Regions from separate parts of the Homo sapiens genome. Here region 1 is linked to region 2. A link is a loop called in an ENCODE intact Hi-C map of the cell type or tissue named here. Cell type or tissue: CD14-positive monocyte. All regions are shown on one strand. Links, peaks and the distances in the headings refer to the core of each region. The heading gives the core; the rest is flanking DNA. Region 1 overlaps TEC (tec protein tyrosine kinase). Region 2 overlaps LOC105374445 (a long non-coding RNA gene).

What was found. A loop is a pair of places that touch in the nucleus more often than their neighbours do. Peaks named below come from ENCODE experiments on the same cell type or tissue, not always from the same donor. Only the 100,000 strongest peaks of a DNase experiment are listed, where the experiment ranks them.
Region 1: a loop joins it to region 2, with 2.0 times the contacts of the local background. A loop is called at or near these places in 7 of 110 quality-filtered maps.

What each region holds. Positions count from the first base shown.
Region 1 is chr4:48,224,089-48,232,902 of GRCh38, forward strand. TEC (tec protein tyrosine kinase) reads right to left here. Exons shown (of 18, transcript NM_003215.3): 2 at 4,389-4,571. The coding sequence starts at 4,526. Among named protein-coding and RNA genes, the nearest start is that of TEC, 41 kb to the right of the region's middle. In CD14-positive monocyte, for the core only: no CTCF peak of the experiment used is centred there; DNase peaks (open chromatin) are centred at 2,353 and 3,713; H3K4me3 peaks cover 1,207 bases; H3K27ac peaks cover 3,414 bases.
Region 2 is chr4:48,272,181-48,280,994 of GRCh38, forward strand. The region is part of intron 1 of LOC105374445 (a long non-coding RNA gene); the gene reads left to right. Among named protein-coding and RNA genes, the nearest start is that of TEC, 6.8 kb to the left of the region's middle. In CD14-positive monocyte, for the core only: CTCF peaks have their summits at 3,301 (motif pointing left) and 3,506; a DNase peak (open chromatin) is centred at 3,271.

The sequences.
Region 1 (8,814 bases), core at 490-8,489, 48 kb before region 2:
CAATGCTGAGTCCTGTGAGCTGTCATAGTGAATCACTGAATGTACAGGTGGAGTTGGGAACCCTGGCACAACGAGTTTCCCCATTCCTTCAACTTTGTAAGTTATTTGCCAGCTTCCATGCTGGGGCAGTACAACAGACAAAAAGCCAACCAAATTAAGAGATCCAAAGTCCAATTCTAAAAATTCCTGATTTCTTAGCTAATGATAGTTGCAAATTTACATACTACTTCAATTTTTTAAATTCAACATCTCAACCTATAGAAATCAATTCCTCATTTTCTCTCTCACTATTATTTGTAGATCTTTTTCCTGATCAAACTCCAGTGCTGCTCTTCCTTGGTTCCCACCTCATTATCCCATGGAGCCTCCACTGAAACATTGGGTGGTCTGTCCCCTGTGTCATTTAGCCCCGTGACTAGAAAGCAACATCACTTATGAAACCTCCAGTGTCCTTTGCTCTGTGTTATCCTGAATAGGATCAAATAATATAAACTTCCAGGAAGATCTTTTTTCAGTTCATTTGGAATATGTGGAAATACACATGAATTAACTAACTACCATAAAGAAAGGAGGACAAACTAAAGAAGGACCCACAGCGGAAACTGAAATGCAAGTTTTGCAAAATTAGACTGAGGAAATGGTTTGAGTGAATTTCTCGTTATCTAGAATAGGATTTTTCAGCATATTTCAACAAGCACAGAAAGGTTTATTACATAATAGGAAGAATTTCAAGAAAAGCTTGCTGTCATCATGTTGAAGAAGCTGTCCAGAGAATAAGGAGAAGATGGACGTCTTCTGTCTAACATTATGAACTGAGAGTTTTAACGAGTATTAGTGGCACTTGGTAGCCACAAAGAAACCATAAATCATAGTTATTAGATCAATCGACAGCCTCCTCATTGTTTTTCTATTGAAAACAGGAGAACTATGAACAATAAAAATAAATATCTCTAGGGCTATTTTATTTCTGAATGGCCCCTGTGGTTCTAATTTACTTCTAGAGTCACATTTTTTTAACAAAATATTATTTTTAAAAACCTGTTGATTTGCACAGATTACTCATGTCACATCCTTTTTTTCTCTTTCTTTTTTTCTTTTCCTTTTTTAGATGGAGTCTCGCTCTGTTACCCAGGCTGGAGTGCGTGGTACAACCTCAGCTCACTGCAACCTCTGCCTCCTGGCTCCAAGCAATTCTCTTGCCTCAGCCTCCTGAGTAGCTGGGATTACAGGCACCTGCCACCACACCCAGCTAATTTTTTTGTATGTTTAGTAGAGACGGGGTTTCACCATGTTGGCCAGGCTGATCTCAAACTCCTCACCTCAAGTGATCCACCCACCTCAGCTTCCGAAAGTGCTAGGATTACAGGCATGAGCCACCACGACCGGCCCTCACATTCTTTTCCGAATCACAGCTTCCAGGGATAGGGAGATGGAAATCAGAAGATTGATCCACGGCAAACAGTGAACTGAGCACATTAGCACAAACATGGAAGAAACATAGCAACAAGGTGTTGCTGGCCATGCCTAGAAGCCAGGGAGAGCTGTTGGGGAATTCAGCCCAGCACTGTCAGAACTTTTGTTATTTTAAGAAGCCAGATTCTTACAAAGTTTCTTTTTTTTTCTTTTTTTTTCTTTTTTTTTTACTACTGACAATTATTTTACTATGAGAGGCAAACAAATCTGTGACCACATTTCAAGGCATAGGTCACAAGTATGCCAGTGAATGTTGGTCCATGAGAGAAGAAACCAGAAGGGATCAAAACGCCCAGCTCATCAGAGGAGTGGGGGTGAAGGCAGGAATTAAGTAACAGGACTAGGCTCTCTAGCCCAGGCAGCAGCAGCCAGAAAGGAGGTGGATTCTGCCAGGAAGTGTTAGAGGCTGGGTTTTTCTGTGTTGTGACTACCTCCTCATTCTGTCCTTTCTGGTTCTCAGGGTGGCTGAGGCTGCTCCAAGGCAAGATGGTGAGCGAGGTTCTGAAGGAAGAGGGATGCCACTGTTGTCCTTATTCCCCTTAAGCTAAACCAAAAGGGGTACTTTAAACTCAATATGTTTATCTTCTTCAAAGTGAGTTAGCAATTGCAATATATTTCAATAGTAACTGCCCATACTGCGAACCAAACAATGTCGGTTTCTGAGACTTTTTTCATTAGTAAAAAAATTGCATTTTACCACTTTCACTTCTTTTCTTAGACTTACTGCAGTTGACCCTTAAACAATATGGGCTTGAACTGCATGGGTCCATTGATAGAGGGATTTTTCTCTCAGTAAAAGTTACACTGAGTGTGCCTCACTCTCCTGCTTCCCCTTCAACCTCCTCCACATCTTCCCCCTCTGTCACCCCTGAGACAGCAAGACCAACCCCTCCTCTTCCTCCTCCTCAGCCTACTCAACGTGAAGATGGCAAGGAAGAAGACCTGTATGATGATCCACTTCCCGTTAATAAATAGTAAATCTATTTTCTCTTTTTTATGATTGTCTTAATATTTTCTTTTGTCTAGCTTACTTTATTGTAAGAATACAGTATGTTATATATATATAACATACCAAATATGTGGTAACCTACTGTTCATGTCCTCAGTAAGACTTCCAGTCAACAGTAGGCTATTAGTAGTTAAGTTTGCGGGGGGAGTCAAAAGCTATATGCAGATTTTTGACTGCACAAGGGTTGGTGTCCCTAACCCTACATTGACAAGAGTCAACTATATATTAAAATCAAATTATAACAAATTATTACCATACAGCAAAAATGTGTAAATGTTTCCTTTAAAATCTGTTTTAGGTTTCAAAATAATTCACATTTCTGGTAACAGTTCTTGTCTAAAACACTTCTGGATTTTTAAATTTTTTAGATTTAACAAAGCAAATATAGCACATATATCATATGTTACATAATAGTCCCAGCAGGGACTAGGGCAGCTCCACATAATTAAATACATTAATATTTCTGCACACATAGACATGTACAGATACACACACATACACACACACAGGTTTTGTAACTAAGAGTTTTGAGGTTTTGGTTTTCAGCATTTTGGGGACTTAAGGATAAAGGAGTATGCTCCTAAATTACATGAACCTGCAGAATACCACAGGTCACAATGACGAGCCACAGCAGAAATTAAGAGTTGAGGACCATCATGAAACACAATGCCATTCTATCTAAATTGGGGGAAACCAAATCACAGAGAAATCAGTGGGAGAAAAAAAATACAACTAAATCAACGTCTGAGGAAGATACTCTAGAAAAAAAACAGAATGAAAACTAAACCAGGGCCGGGTGCAGTGGCTCATGCCTGTAATTCTAGCAGTTTGGGAGGCCCAGGTGGGTGGATCACTTGAGGTCAGGGGTTCAAGACCAGCCTGGCCAATATGGTGAAACCCCATCTCTACTAAAAATCCAAAAATTAGCCGAGTGCGGTGGCATGCACCTGTAAATCCCAGCTACTCGGGAAGCTGCGGCAGAAGAATTGCTTGAACCAGGAGATGGAGGTTACTGTGAGCCGAGATCGCATCACTGCACTCCAGCCTGGCAACAGAGCAAGACACTGTCTCAAAAAAAAAAAAAAAAAAAACTAAACCAGGATCACCAACAGTCCACTGAAACCAATTGCATAACAGCATATGGTTAGCCATGGGCAACCCAGCCCCTGGTCATTTCCTGGAAACCAAGGATATTTCTAGCAGAGAAGGCAGTATGTGGCAGTACTAGCAAATGCCACACCCAACATGTCAGAAGCAAAAGAACCAGAGGTGATTGCACATTCAAGGCCTCATCTAGCAGTGGAAGGAGAAGCTAAAGCCACCCACAAGCCAGGAGTGTGCTAACCACACATTTGTCTGTGCCACGTGCTCACCGGCCAGGTTTTTTAGTGAGCTGCTTTCTCCCTGCTGCCATCGAAGAAACTTTGTAGTAGCTGTTTATCATTAAAAAAATGAATGTTTAAAAACTCTGCTTTAGGTCAACTTCGATAACGTGTTGAGTCCACCAAATCACCAACCAGTTTTAAGTAACTTCTACTTAATAAAGAAGAAATATTCATATAAAGTAATGGACTTGGATACAATTTATATTTGCTAAAGAAGACTTTGATACATAATAAGCGGTTTACAGGAGAGAGCCATATGTACAATGCACCTTACAAATTCCATGAGGATCTAAAAGTAATGTAATCTAATAGATTAATTCATAGGTTAATTATAATAAACCTATAATTAACAGATTTGTTAATTTCTATCCATACTCTGAAATTCATCTTTCAAGTCCAAATGATAATAAATCATTACTTCATTAACCCAAAGCATTTTCAATAAGATTGGAGAGGCAGGCAATATTATAAAATCGTTATCTACATAGAAAGCAGAAAAGTAAATCGTGATTGTCTCTTACCTCTGCTCGACCCTCATAGTAGGTTAGCATGGACTTTGTAAGTACAAAAAGTCTCTCTTTGTAGTTTAAGGGCGATGTCTTCTTTTTCTGCTGTGACCTTTTAATAAGAATCTCCTCCAAAATAGTGTTAAAATTCATCTCCGTCTTCTGATTACTCCTCCTGCCACTGAAGATCCCAGTATTCTACAGTGAAAAAAGAAACAGTTAAAATGTGACAGTTTAATTTTCTATGGATGTTGCCATTTCCAATTACCAAAATCAGCTTCACCCTCACCCCTGCTGGAGCAGATGAGTATTGATCTCTGTGCCCAAACTGAGAATGCCTGGGGCACAAAAATTCAATCTCCTCTCCTTTTCCAGTTTCCATCCTGCTCCTCCACATCTCATCATTTCATGAGAAAAATCTAATCAAGGTTCTTCATGATGATGATTCATTCCTTTTTACCTCCTAGTACCCTTAGCTTTCTGGTGCACTCCTACTATTTGATTGCAGGGAACAAGTATCTCATATGGAAAAGCACATTTCGTCACCTGTGTGGCTGATTTACACTGGCATTTGAATTGCTTCAGGATCTTGGTTCACAAAACAGATGACCTTACAGACACAGCCAACTCATGAACAAAATGAATTAGCATGGTGGTGGATATGATTCATACTCCAGCTCTGATAAGGATGTAATCTCAATGAAGCATCCTAGTTACCAGTGCCACAGGGATGTTCTCTGGTGTCTACACTACCATGCTCCAGAGTTCTCTTCCCTATGGCTCCTGTCTCCACCACAAGAGAAATGGAAACCTACCAGTCATAGTTAACCTGCTCAGGGCAGAGTCCACCTGGATAAGAAAGTCTCAGCCCTTTAACTCCAGACTATTCATACCTAGACTGAGCCTTTTAAAATTCAACACAATTTAACTATCTGAAAACCCAAAGACATTCAAAAAAGGCTTGAAGATTCATATTTGAGACAAGTTGAATTAACAACAGCCTCTCCTTCTCTTGCCTCCACTATGCCTTTAAAGAAGTAACTGTGGCTGGGCACAGTGGCTCACGCCTGTTATCCCAGCACTTTGGGCAGATCACTTTAGGTGAGGAGTTCAAGAGCAGCCTGGCCAACATAGCAAAACCTCATCTTTACTAAAATAACAAAAATTAGCTGGGCATGGTGGCGCATGCCTGTAATCCCAGCTACTCAGGAGGCTGAGGCAAGAGAATCACTTGAACCTGGGAGGTGGAGCGTGGAGTGAGCCAGACAGCACCACTGCACTCCAGCCTGGGTGACAGAGCAAGACTTCGTCTCAAAAATAATAATAAATAGGCTGAGCGTGGTGGCTCACGCCTGTAATCCCAGCACTTTGGGAGGCCGAGGCAGGTGGATCACCTGAGGTCACGAGTTTGAGACGAGCCTGGCCAACATGGTGAAACCCCGTCTCTACTAAAAATACAAAAAATTAGCTGGACATGGTGGCAGGTGCCTGTAATCCCAGCTACTCGGGAGGCTGAGGCAGGAGAATCGCTTGAACCTGGGAGGTGGAAGTTTCAGTGAGCCGAGATCGCACCATTGCACTCCAGCCTGGGCAACGAGAGCGAAACTCCGTCTCAATAATAATAATAATAATAATAATAATAAATAAATAACTGCATATTAAAGGACAGAGGCAAGAAGAGTCACATGAACAGCATGAAGTGGCTCTCAGACAGCACGGCCGGTGACTGGACACGGTTAGCCACTGAGGAATTCTACCATCTTCACACCCAATCCAACACCTCCAATGCACCCTTTAATTTCCTATTACTGATTGGTCATCATCCAATCAGGCCCCTCCATTTTCTATAAGGTTCCTTTACAACAGCTTCTCTCTGAACATCAGTTCCTTCATTTGTAAAGTATGGAAGGAAAGACCACAAGGTCAGTGTGAGGTTTAAATGAGATATGGGCAAGAACTGACCATGAAAATACTACGCAAATGTTTATCATTTTTAATTCCACGGCTATTTGCCTCGCTCAGAACATTATGACCCCACATCTGGACCATGAGAGTAGCTTCCCAATTGGTCTTCATTTCCTCAAGTTCTTGCCTGCTTTTATTCAAACTGCCTATCCATCACTCCCATTGGATCAATCTTCAAAGATTCAGCATTGCCATTTCACTCATCAGAAATCCTGAATGCCTCCCCACGACCTGCAGAGTAAAGCTAAAATTCCTTAGTCTGACACGAGAGACTGTCCACATTCTGGCTGCAGCCTACCAGTCCATCTTTACTTCCACCACACTCCAATCAAAATAGTCTTCCAAATCTCCGGAGATTCCCCTCACAGCATTCATTCCCTGGCCTAGTGGACTCTCTGCTTTCCACCTGTGAAGATATACCAGCTCAAAATTCCCCTCCTTGATGTAGTCTCTCCTAATGGCTCCTATTAATTAAAAGCCTTCCAACTCCTGGGCCATAATTTCTATCACTCATCATAGAGCTAATCATATTCTGCTATGTCTACAGCAATTAATGTACGTATTTTTAATTCTCACTTAGCTGTTAAGGAATGGTTCTCAACCTTAAGTGTGTATTAGAATCTAGGGAATTTCATTTTAATACAGATGTCTAGGCTCCACTTCCAGGTTTTTTTATTCAGTTGGTCTGGGGAGGAGCCCTGAGCATCATGATTTCATGTACTGATAGAATTGAGAGCCACTATCTTAAAGGAAGACACTGAACTCTTGTACCTCTTTATCCCAGTCCCAGTGTCTACAGTAGCCTCTCAGTAGCAGCTAAACCACAGAACTAATTAACCCAACAGCCAACTTAAGCTAAGGAGTCACAGGAAAGCTCTTGCCCTTTTTGCATCTAAGTTGGTCTTCCTTATTCCATATTAAAATTTTGGCACTCCATCCTTCTTTCCTAAGAAACTGTCAGAATGCAAATACCATTTCTCTGGAAATTATATTTTCATCTTTGTGCAACACATTTTCAAGGGTGAAAATGACTACTTATAAGAACAGAGGCCGGGCACGGTGGCTCACGCCTGTAATCCCAGCACTTTGGGAGGCCGACGCAGGCGGATCACGAGGTCAGGAGATCAAGATCATCCTGGCTAACACGGTGAAACCCCGTCTCTACTAAAAAATACAAAAAATTAGCCAGGCGTGGTGGCGGGGGCCTGTAGTCCCAGCTACTCGGGAAGCTGAGGCAGGAGAATGGCATGAACCCAGGAGGCAGAGCTTGCAGTGAGCCAAGATCGCACCACTGCACTCCAGCCTGGGCGACAGAGCAAGACTCCGTCTGAAAAAAAAACAACAAAGAATGGATACCAGGGAAGAGCAAGCGATGCTCTCATAAACGGGCCATGTGTAGACATGTAGTTCCCAACACAGTGAGCAATACCATTGTAAACAAATGGAAGGCAGACTTTTGGAAGGCCCAAAGGATAAATGGGGCAGGACTTATATGCAGTTCTAGAAGCAAAAGGTCTCAACATCAGGGGCAGAAAAAACATTCATGTTGAATGTCCTGGGGAAAAAAAATCACCTTATCTGTCCATGTGCGGTGGCTCATGCCTGTAATCCTAGCACTTTGGGAGACCAAGGCAGGAGGATCACTTGAGGTCAGGGGTTCAAGACCAGCCTGGTGGAAATGGTGAAACTCCATCTCTATTAAAAATACAAAAACTAGCTGGGTGAGGTGGCGGGTGCCTGTAGTCCCAGCTACTTGGGAGGCTGAGGCAGGAGAATCGTTTGAACCGGGGAGGCAGAAGCTGCAGTGAGCAAAGATCACGCCATTGTGCTACAGTCTGAGTGACAGGGCAAGACTCTGTCTCAAAAAAACAAAAAAAACAAAACAAAAAAAAAACACCTTATCTGACATATGTGTGATTACTACTCTTATACAGAATCACACCATTTAAGTTGAAAGGAATCTTAGTCACCATCTATCTCCCTCAAGAAACTGAAGTTCAGAAAAGTTAAATGGCTTACTCAAGGTCACACAAGCCAAGACTAGAAAAAAGTCTCCTAGTTCCTACTTACGGGCTTTCCCTATCCTTCTATCCCATACAACTAAAGTTCACCACTGTTGTTATAATTCATTGGCCAATGGGAAGTCCTGGCCAAGAAATCTACTAAAGTTCAGAGAGATACAAATGAAGGAAAAGTCTCCTCATGTAGACTTCCAGCCAAAGATAGAGTGTTGAATGCACACTTCACATTGGCTCCTTCCTGAAATTCCATTAAAAACAGTTACATTGTTGTTGTTAAGGAACTGACTCTCAAGGAAATAGAAAACAAAAAAGGAAACAACAATAGAATTTTGGAAACTGGAAAACAAATAAATATGTGCCAGGTCCCACCAAGGGGAAGGCTGGAAACAACCCAATTTCTTCTGCAAAACATCCAAATAGCTCAAGAATCAGAAGAATATGGTATCTCTAGAAGT
Region 2 (8,814 bases), core at 223-8,222:
CTCCTCCCTACCCGAGTCTCTCCTGCCTCTTGTCCCATTCAGGTACTTGTTTTGGCTAGTTAACGTAATTTCCCCTAGCACAGATGTACTTTGAGGGGACAGGACCATAAACCATCTGAAACTCTATGCAAAAAAACTGTGTTGGGGGGCAGGAAAGAGAGTTATAGATATATAATTATAGTAATACAGTTAATTTTCTCCCAAGAAAAATGCTTATGTACGTATATTTTTAAGTGAGAGGACTTAGAACTTTTATCATATTGACTGATCCCAAAAAGGTAAGAGCTACTGCCTTAAGGAATTAACTGATATTATGATGGTTAGAAGAACCAGTTTCCAATTCGCCTTGCCTGTTCTTGGTAGGTGATGGTAGCTCATATTCTTGACAATGGTAATGAGGATCTCAATGTTTATGAAGTTTGAAAAGGCAGAAAACCCAGACCCTTACATAATTTCTTCATAAAGTTTAAATTAAAAGAGAGAAAAGTGTCTGTATTGTCCCTACTAACTCTCAGAAAAGCCAAAGAGAACAGATCTGTAAATAAAACACCTAGATCCAACATAATTCTTAATAGTTGGGGTAATTTTCATAAAGTTATAGTTTTCTAAATAAGACATTTGTTACACTATCAATCATACAGTTTAAGTAGGCAATTGCCACAGGTATACCATCCATAGATCACATAATAGAGAACAATGGCAATTTTTTTCAGCAAGGTGTTGAGAAAGAGACAGAGAGACAGACAAAAAAAAGAGGCCATTAGGGAACTTCAACTACATTAAGGAAAAGGTGTAAAAACTGAACTCAGAATGTGGTGGGATTAATAAAAAAGATTTAGTCTTTCTTTAATTTTTATTTTTTAGGTGAAAACAGAATACTACATTTGGGCCTGTATAATTCAAACTTTTACATTCGTCCCTAGTCAAAAGAAGGAATCTAGTAGTTGACTTAAAAAGATTTCTCCCCCTGCCTCCAAAAAGAAGACTCAAACAATATTAGTAAAACCATCTTTATTTTAAGAAAATCAAGATACAGAGAAAAAGGTATTAATATAAACTTCTTGGGAGACAAGACTCTCCCTTCTTACAAGATATCGCTATGGCTTCCATAAAGTTTATTTGTTTAGATGATCAGTATCAGGTTGACATAATTTCAGTTCCTTGAGAGACGAAAATGCCTCTTTTTAACTTACATGTAGATTCCACATGGTACAGAAGAAGACATGCAGAATCAACCTGGAAGGTTTGCAAAAATATATGTGTGTATATATTTGTATTTATAGCTTCTTGCCTTTTTTTTTTTTTTCTGAGACAGAGTCTTGTTCTGTTGCCCAGGCTGGAGTGCAGTGGCACAATCTCGGCTAACTGAAACCTCTGCCTCCTGGGTTCAAGCAATTCTCCTGCCTCAGCCTCCTGAGTAGCTGGGATTACAGGTGCCTGCCACCACGCCTGGCTAATTTTTGTATTTTTAGTAGAGATGGGGTTTTACCATGTTGACCAGGCTGGTCTTGAACTCCTGACCTTGTGATCCGCCCGCCTCAGCCTCCCAAAGTGCTGAGATTACAGGCATGAGCCAGCATGCCCGGCCAGCTTCTTGCATTCTTTTGTGCAAGTCACTGGTTTTATTTTGTAACCATCTTCCTACTGAAAAGGAAACTGGCCCATCATAGATAATTAATACATTTGTTGATGAATAAATGATGATGACAATGACGATAATGCAGACCTTATCAGTCTTCCATGGAGAGTCTGTTCCTACATGAAGATGACTTCATTGTGATCCTATGATATGTCTGCTTCTCCTTCCATCATGTGCTGAAAGTAGTTGCTTCTTTAGAACTATTGCATAGAAGGAAGGAGTTTCAAATATTGGACACAGAATCAATAATCATATTTCTGGGAAGAGATGCTAAATAAATAATTCAAAAGAAATAAAAAGCATCATATGCAAAGTATATTTATAAGATCATTATAATAATAAAATAAATGTCCAATAATAAGGAAATGTTTAAGTAAAATATATTAACAGTATGGAATGTCAAGCTGTCATTTAAAATTACCTATGTTGGTCAGGCATGGTGGCTCACACCTATAATCCCAGCACTTTGGGAGGCTGAGGCGGGTGGATCTTTTGAGCTCTGGAGTTCAAGACCAGCCTGGACAACATGGCGAAACTCCATCTCTACTAAAAATACAAATATTAGCCAGGCTTGGTGGTGCTCACCTGCAGTCCCAGCTATTCGGGAGGCTGAGGTAGGAGGATTGCTTGAGCCCAGGAGGGCAGGGTTGCAGTGAGCTGAGATCGTGCCACTGCACTCCAACCTGGGCAACAGAGCAAGAACCTGTCTCTAAATAAGTTAATTAATTAATTAAATAATAAAATAAGATTACCTATGTTAATGAAAAAGAGATAGGAAATAAAACTTATGAACAAGATTATATTTTTAAAAGTAGAACACAATGCTTTGAGTACCTGTAATTGCAACTAAATACAAATTATGTGGAGGAAAACTGAAAAGTAAGAATTATGATTAACAGTTATTGAGGGGATGTGCCAGCATCCTTTCTAAGCATATTAGATTAATTCATTTAATTCTCACAGCTGTGTGAGGTGGACTATTGTTATCTTCATTTTACAGATGAAGAAACAAAGGCAGAGAAGGTCTAAGTAATAGCCCAAAATCATAGTTATTGAGTGGCAAAGCCCAGATGTGAACATAAAACAGTATAACTCCAGGGTTTACATTTTTAACCTTTCAAAGCTGCCAAAGGGAATGATCTTTGAATCATGAATGATGTTTATACATATATTTCTTGTATAATGTTTTTATGTTGGTTTGATAGTAATTGAAAATTTTTTCGATGTTAGAGCCAGAAAAGAAGATGTAGAAGTAAAACCAGATTGTGCTTAGCAAAAGAGACAGAGAGTTTCAAAGGGGTCCATTATCTCAACAGTTTGATAGTTTATAAAAGCTGAGTTGTTCTGTCACAATAAAATGATATATTGAGTATTATTCCTATAAATAAAAAGAGTTCTCTGGCCTGAGGGCTTGAACAGGCTGTTTCCTCTGCCTGGAGTGCTCTATCTCCAGATCTTTTTGAAGTTACCTCCTTTGCGAGGGTGGCAGCCATGAAAATGCACCCATCACTACGATAGGAGACTGAGAAAACATTGGTGAACAAACCAGACAAAACTCCCTGTTGTAGGGGAGCTTACATTCTGGTGGAAGGTCAATCATTCAGAATTTGATTTAGCTGCAAGTAACAGCACCCCCTTATGGTAGGCTGAATAAGGCCCTCCCAGTGATGTCCATGTCTTAATTCCCTAGAACCTGTGAGTATAACTTATGCTGCAAAACGGTCTTTGTAGATGGGATGAAGTGAAGGATCTTGAAATGAGATTATTCTGCACTATCTAGGTGAGCCCAATGTAGTTACAAGGGTCCTTATATGAGGGAGAAGGCAGGGTATAATGAGATAAGTAGAGGTCAGAGTAAGAGAGAGATTAGAAGATGCTACACTGCTGGCTTTGAAGATGAAGGAAGAGACCACGAGCCAAAGAAAGCAGAAAGCTTCTAAAAGCTGGTGAAGGCAAGAAAACAGATTCTCTCCTAGAGCCTCCAAAAGAAACCAGACACCTAGATTTCACCCCAGTGAAACTGATTTTGGACTCTGACCCCCAGAACAGTAAGAGAATACATTTGTATTGTTGTAAGGCAATAAATTTGTGGCAATGTATTACAGCAGCAATAGGAAACTAACAAGAGCCTTCAATAGAGAGCATCAGGGTCAGGCTGGCATGATGTTCCATAGTGTCAGGGGCCCAGCTCCTTCTGTCTTTTTGTGTAGGTGGAAGAACCTGGAGGGAAGTACGAACAATTCCAGGGACTCATGATGTGAGTGTGCAGCCATGCATTCACTCATGTGGGTATTTCTCAAACCTGAATCAAGTAGGAAGCCCTTTTAAACAAACATTTTCATTTTAATTCACTTAAATATATAAATATAAAGCTACTTATTTATTCTTTATGTGTCTAGCATTTTATACATACTTAAAGCCAAAATAAGTTTTCAAAATAAATTCAAGCAAGATTACGAAACCAGTTATTGAGACCACACACACCCCTACCCCATGTTTTCACCAAAGGCCACACAGAGAATAGTAACAAGACATTCCTATTCCTCCCAGTCAGGGAGGTACCAGTGGAGGCCTAACTTCTTGTATCCATTCATTGGGATGGAACTCCCAACCGCATCCAGCAGTAATCAAGAGCACCCCACCCCCAAGTGTCAATGGAAGAATAGTGGGAAACCTGGATTTTTACCCCTACCTGGCTGTAGATAGAGGAGATGACCTGCATGCCCTCCTTCCCCTGCCAAGACAGTGTCAGAAGAAGCCAGCTAAAACAAAAAGCGTAAATAAAATCCAGAATCTAAAAACAGAATACGCCAAATTTTCTGGTTTTAATTGAAAATAACTCACTATACCAAGAAACAGGGAGATCTCAAACTGAATGAAAAAGATAATCAGTAGATGCCAACACCAAGATGACAGGGATATTAGAATTATCTGGCAAAGATTTTAAATCATCATCATAAAACTGCTTCAATGAACAATTAGAAACATGCTTGAAACAAATGAAGTAAATAGTCTCTGCAAAGAAATTGAAAGTTTGAGTGAAGAAATAGAAAGTAAAAAAAGACCAAATGGAAATTTTGTAAGTGAAAGTACAATAACTACAATTAAAAACTCTGTTCAGGCCGGGCACGGTGGCTCATGCCTATAATCCCAGCACTTTGGGAGGCTGCGATGGATGGATCACGAGGTCAGGAGATCGAGACCATCCTGACCAACATGGTGAAACCCCATCTCTACTAAAAACACAAAAATTAGCCAGGTGTGGTGGCTCGTGCCTGTAGTCCCAGCTATTCAGGAGGCTGAGGCAGGAGAATCGCTTGAACCCGGGAGGTGGAGGCTGCAGTGAGCTGAGATCGCAACACTGCACTCCAGCCTGGGTGACAGAGCGAGACTCCATCTCAAAACAAAACAAAACAAAACAAAACAAAAAAACCTCTGTTCAGCAGAATAGATGGTACAGAGGAAAGAATCAGTGAACTGGAAAATTGAGCAATAGCAGCTACCTAATCTGAACAACAGCGATTTAAAAAAAAATAGTCCTATGGGACTATAACAACAGATCTACCATTTGTGTCTTCAGAGTCTCAGAGGAAGAGGACAGGGCTGGAAAAAGTACTCAAAGAAATAATGGCTGAAAACTCTTCATATTTGGCAAAAGACATAAACCTATACACTAGGAAGTTGAGTTACCCTCACACCGGATAAACACAAAGAAATCCACACTGAGACACATCATAGTCAAACTTCTTAACACTAAAGATAAAGAAAAAATCTTGAAAGCAGCAAGAGAGACATAACACCTTACCAATAGGGAAAAAAACAATTTGAACGACAGCATATTTCTCATCAGGAAATACAAGAAGGAAGTGGCAGGGAATTTTTTGAATGCTGAAATAAAATAACTGTCAGCCAGCCTAGAATCCTATATCTAGTGAAAATATCCCTCAACAATTAAGGGAAATTCAGCTGGGCACAGTGGCTCATGCCTGTAATCCCAGCACCTTGGGAGGCCAAGTTGGGTGGATCACTTGAGGTCGGGAGTTTGAGACCAGCCTGACCAACAAGGTGAAACCCCATCTCTAGTAAAATATACAAAAATTAGCCGGGCGTGGTGATGGGCACCTGTAATCCAAGCTAATCGGGAGGCTGAGGCAGGAGAATTTCTTCAACCCAGGAGGTGGAGGTTGCAGTGAGCTGAGATCACACCATTACAATCCAGCCTGGGCAACAAAAGCAAAAATTCTGTCTCTAAATAAATAAAGAGAAACTCGAGACTTTCTCAGATAAAAGAAAATGAAGACAACTTATCATTAGCTGATCTACCCAAAAAGAATGGTGAAAGGAGGTTCTCTAAACAGGAAGAAATCAATAAAAGATGGAATCTTGAAAGGAAAGAAGGAAAAACACAGTAAACAATAATACAGATAAATAGAGTAAATATTCATTTTCCTCTGCCTTTTGTAAATTATAATGGATAATTGAAGCAAAAATTTAACACCAAGGCCAGGCACAATGGCTCACACCTGTAATCCCAGAATTTTGGGAGGCCAAGGTGGGAAGATCACTTGAGCCCAGCAGTTCAAGACCAGCCTGGAGAACATAGTGAGACCCCATTTCTACAAAATAATAATAATAATAATAATTTAAAAAAATAAATTTTAACACTGAGAGGTTCTAAAAGTATGCAAAGAAAATATTTAGGATATTTATAAATGGAGGAGGGTAAATTTTAGCTCTTTTTTTTTTTTTTTTTTTTTTTTTTTTGAGACGGAGTCTCGCTCTGTCACCCAGAGGCTGGAGTGCGGTGGCGGGATCTCGGCTCACTGCAAGCTCCGCCTCCCGGGTTCACACCATTCTCCTGCCTCAGTCTCCCAAGTAGCTGGGAATACAGGCGCCCGCCACTACGCCCGGCTAATTTTTTGTATTTTTAGTAGAGACGGGGTTTCACCGTTTTAGCCGGGATGGTCTCGATCTCCTGACCTCGTGATCCGCCCGCCTCGGCCTCCCAAAGTGCTGGGATTACAGGCGTGAGCCACCGCGCCCGGCCTTAGCTCTTTTATAGGGAGCTAAAATTTCCATATTTCCCTCAGATGGAAAAATGATAACACCAGTAGAAGTTTTAATAGTGTGGCCGGGCACAGTGGATCATGCCTGTAATCCCAGCATTTTGGGAGGCCGAGGTGGGTGGATCACCTGAGGTCAGGAGTTTGAGACCAGCCTGGCCAACATGGCAAAGCTCTGTCTCTACAAAAATACAAAAAAATAGCCAGGTGTAGTGGCACACGCCTGTAATCCCAGCTACTCAGGAGGCTGAGGCAGAAAAATCACTTGAACCTGGGAGACAGAGGTTGCAATGAGCCAAGATCATGCCACTGCACTCTAGCCTTGGAGACAGAGTGAGACTCCATCTCAAAAAAAAAAAAAAAGAAAGTTTTAATAGTGTAAAACAAATCATTTAAAAAGCTACACAAAGAGATATACTCAGAAGCACTATAGATAAACCAAAGTGGAATTTGAAAAGCATCCCCATCTCAACAACTGATAGAACAAGTAAACAGAAAACTAGCAAGGGTACTCAACAATACCACCAATCAACAGGATCTGACTGACATTTACGGAACACTCCACCTAACAGCAGGATACACATTCTTTTCAAGTATCCACAGAATATTATATACCAAGCTAGACCTATACTAGGTCATAAACCACAACAAATTTAAAATCACTGAAATCATATACATTGTGTCCTCTGATCACAGTGAAATCAAACCAGAAATCAAAAATGGAAGGATAGGTGGCTGGCAAGATGGTTGAATAGGAACAGCTCCGGTCTGCAGTTCCCAGTGAGATCAACACAGAAGGTGGGTGATTTCTGCATTTCCAACTGAGGTACCCAACTTATCTCACTGGGGCTGGTTAGACAGTGTGTGCAGCCCACAGAGGGTGAGCTGAAGCAAGGTGGAATGGTGCATCATCTAGAAGCACAAGGAGTTGGGGAACTCCCTCCCCTAGCCAAGGGAAGCCGTAAGGGACTGTGCCATGGGGTATGGTGCACTCTGGCCCAGATACTATGTTTTTCCCACAGTCTTCACAACCCACAGACGAGGAGATTCCCTAGGTTGCCTACAACACCAGGGCCCAGGGTTTCAAGCACAAATCTGGGTGGCCATTTAGGCAGACACCAAGCTAGTTGCAGGAGTGTTTTTTCATACCCTGGTGGCATCTGGAATGCCAGCGAGACAGAACTGTTCACTCCCCTGGAAAGGGGGCTGAAGCCAGGGAGCCAAGTGGTCTAGCTCTGTGGATCCCACCCCCACAGAACCCAGCAAGCTAAGATCCACTGGCTTGAAATTCTCGCTGCCAGCACAGCAGTCTGAAGTCGACCTGGGATGCTCGACCTTGGTGGGGGAAGGGGCGTCTGCCATTACTGAGGCTTGAGTAGGTGGTTTTCCCCTCACAGTGTAAACAAAGCCACCGGGAAGTCTAAACTGGGCAGAGCCCACTATAGCTCAGCAAAGCCGCTGTAGCCAGGCTGACTCTCTAGATTCCTCCTCTCTGGGCAGGGCATCTCTGAAAGAAAGGCAGCAGCCCCAGTCAGGGGCTTATAGATAAAACACCCATCTCCCTGGGACAGAGCACCTGGAGGAAGGTGTGGCTGTGGGCACAGCTTCAGCAGACTTAAACATTCCTGCCTGCTGGCTCTGAAGAGAGCAGTGGATCTCCCACCACAGCGCTTGAGCTCTGCTAAGGGACAGACTGCCTCCTCAGGTAGGTTCCTGACCCCCAAGCCTCCTGACTGGGAGACACCTCCCAGCAGGGGTCGACAGACACCTCATACAGGAAAGCTCTGGCTGGCATCTGGTGGGTGTCCCTCTGGGACAGAGCTTCCAGAGGAAGAAACAGGCAGCAATCTTTGCTGTTCTGCAGCCTCTGCTGGTGATACCCAGGCAAACACGATCTGGAGTGGACCTCCAGCAAACTGCAGCAGACCTGCAGCAGAGAGGCCTGACTGTTAGAAGGAAAACTAACAAACGGAAAGGAATAGCATCAACATTAACAAAAAGGGTGTCCACACAGAAACCCCATCTGAAGGTCACCAACATCAAAGACCAAAGGTAGATAAATCCACAAAGATGAGGAAAAATCAACACAAAAAGGCTGAAAATTCCAAAAAC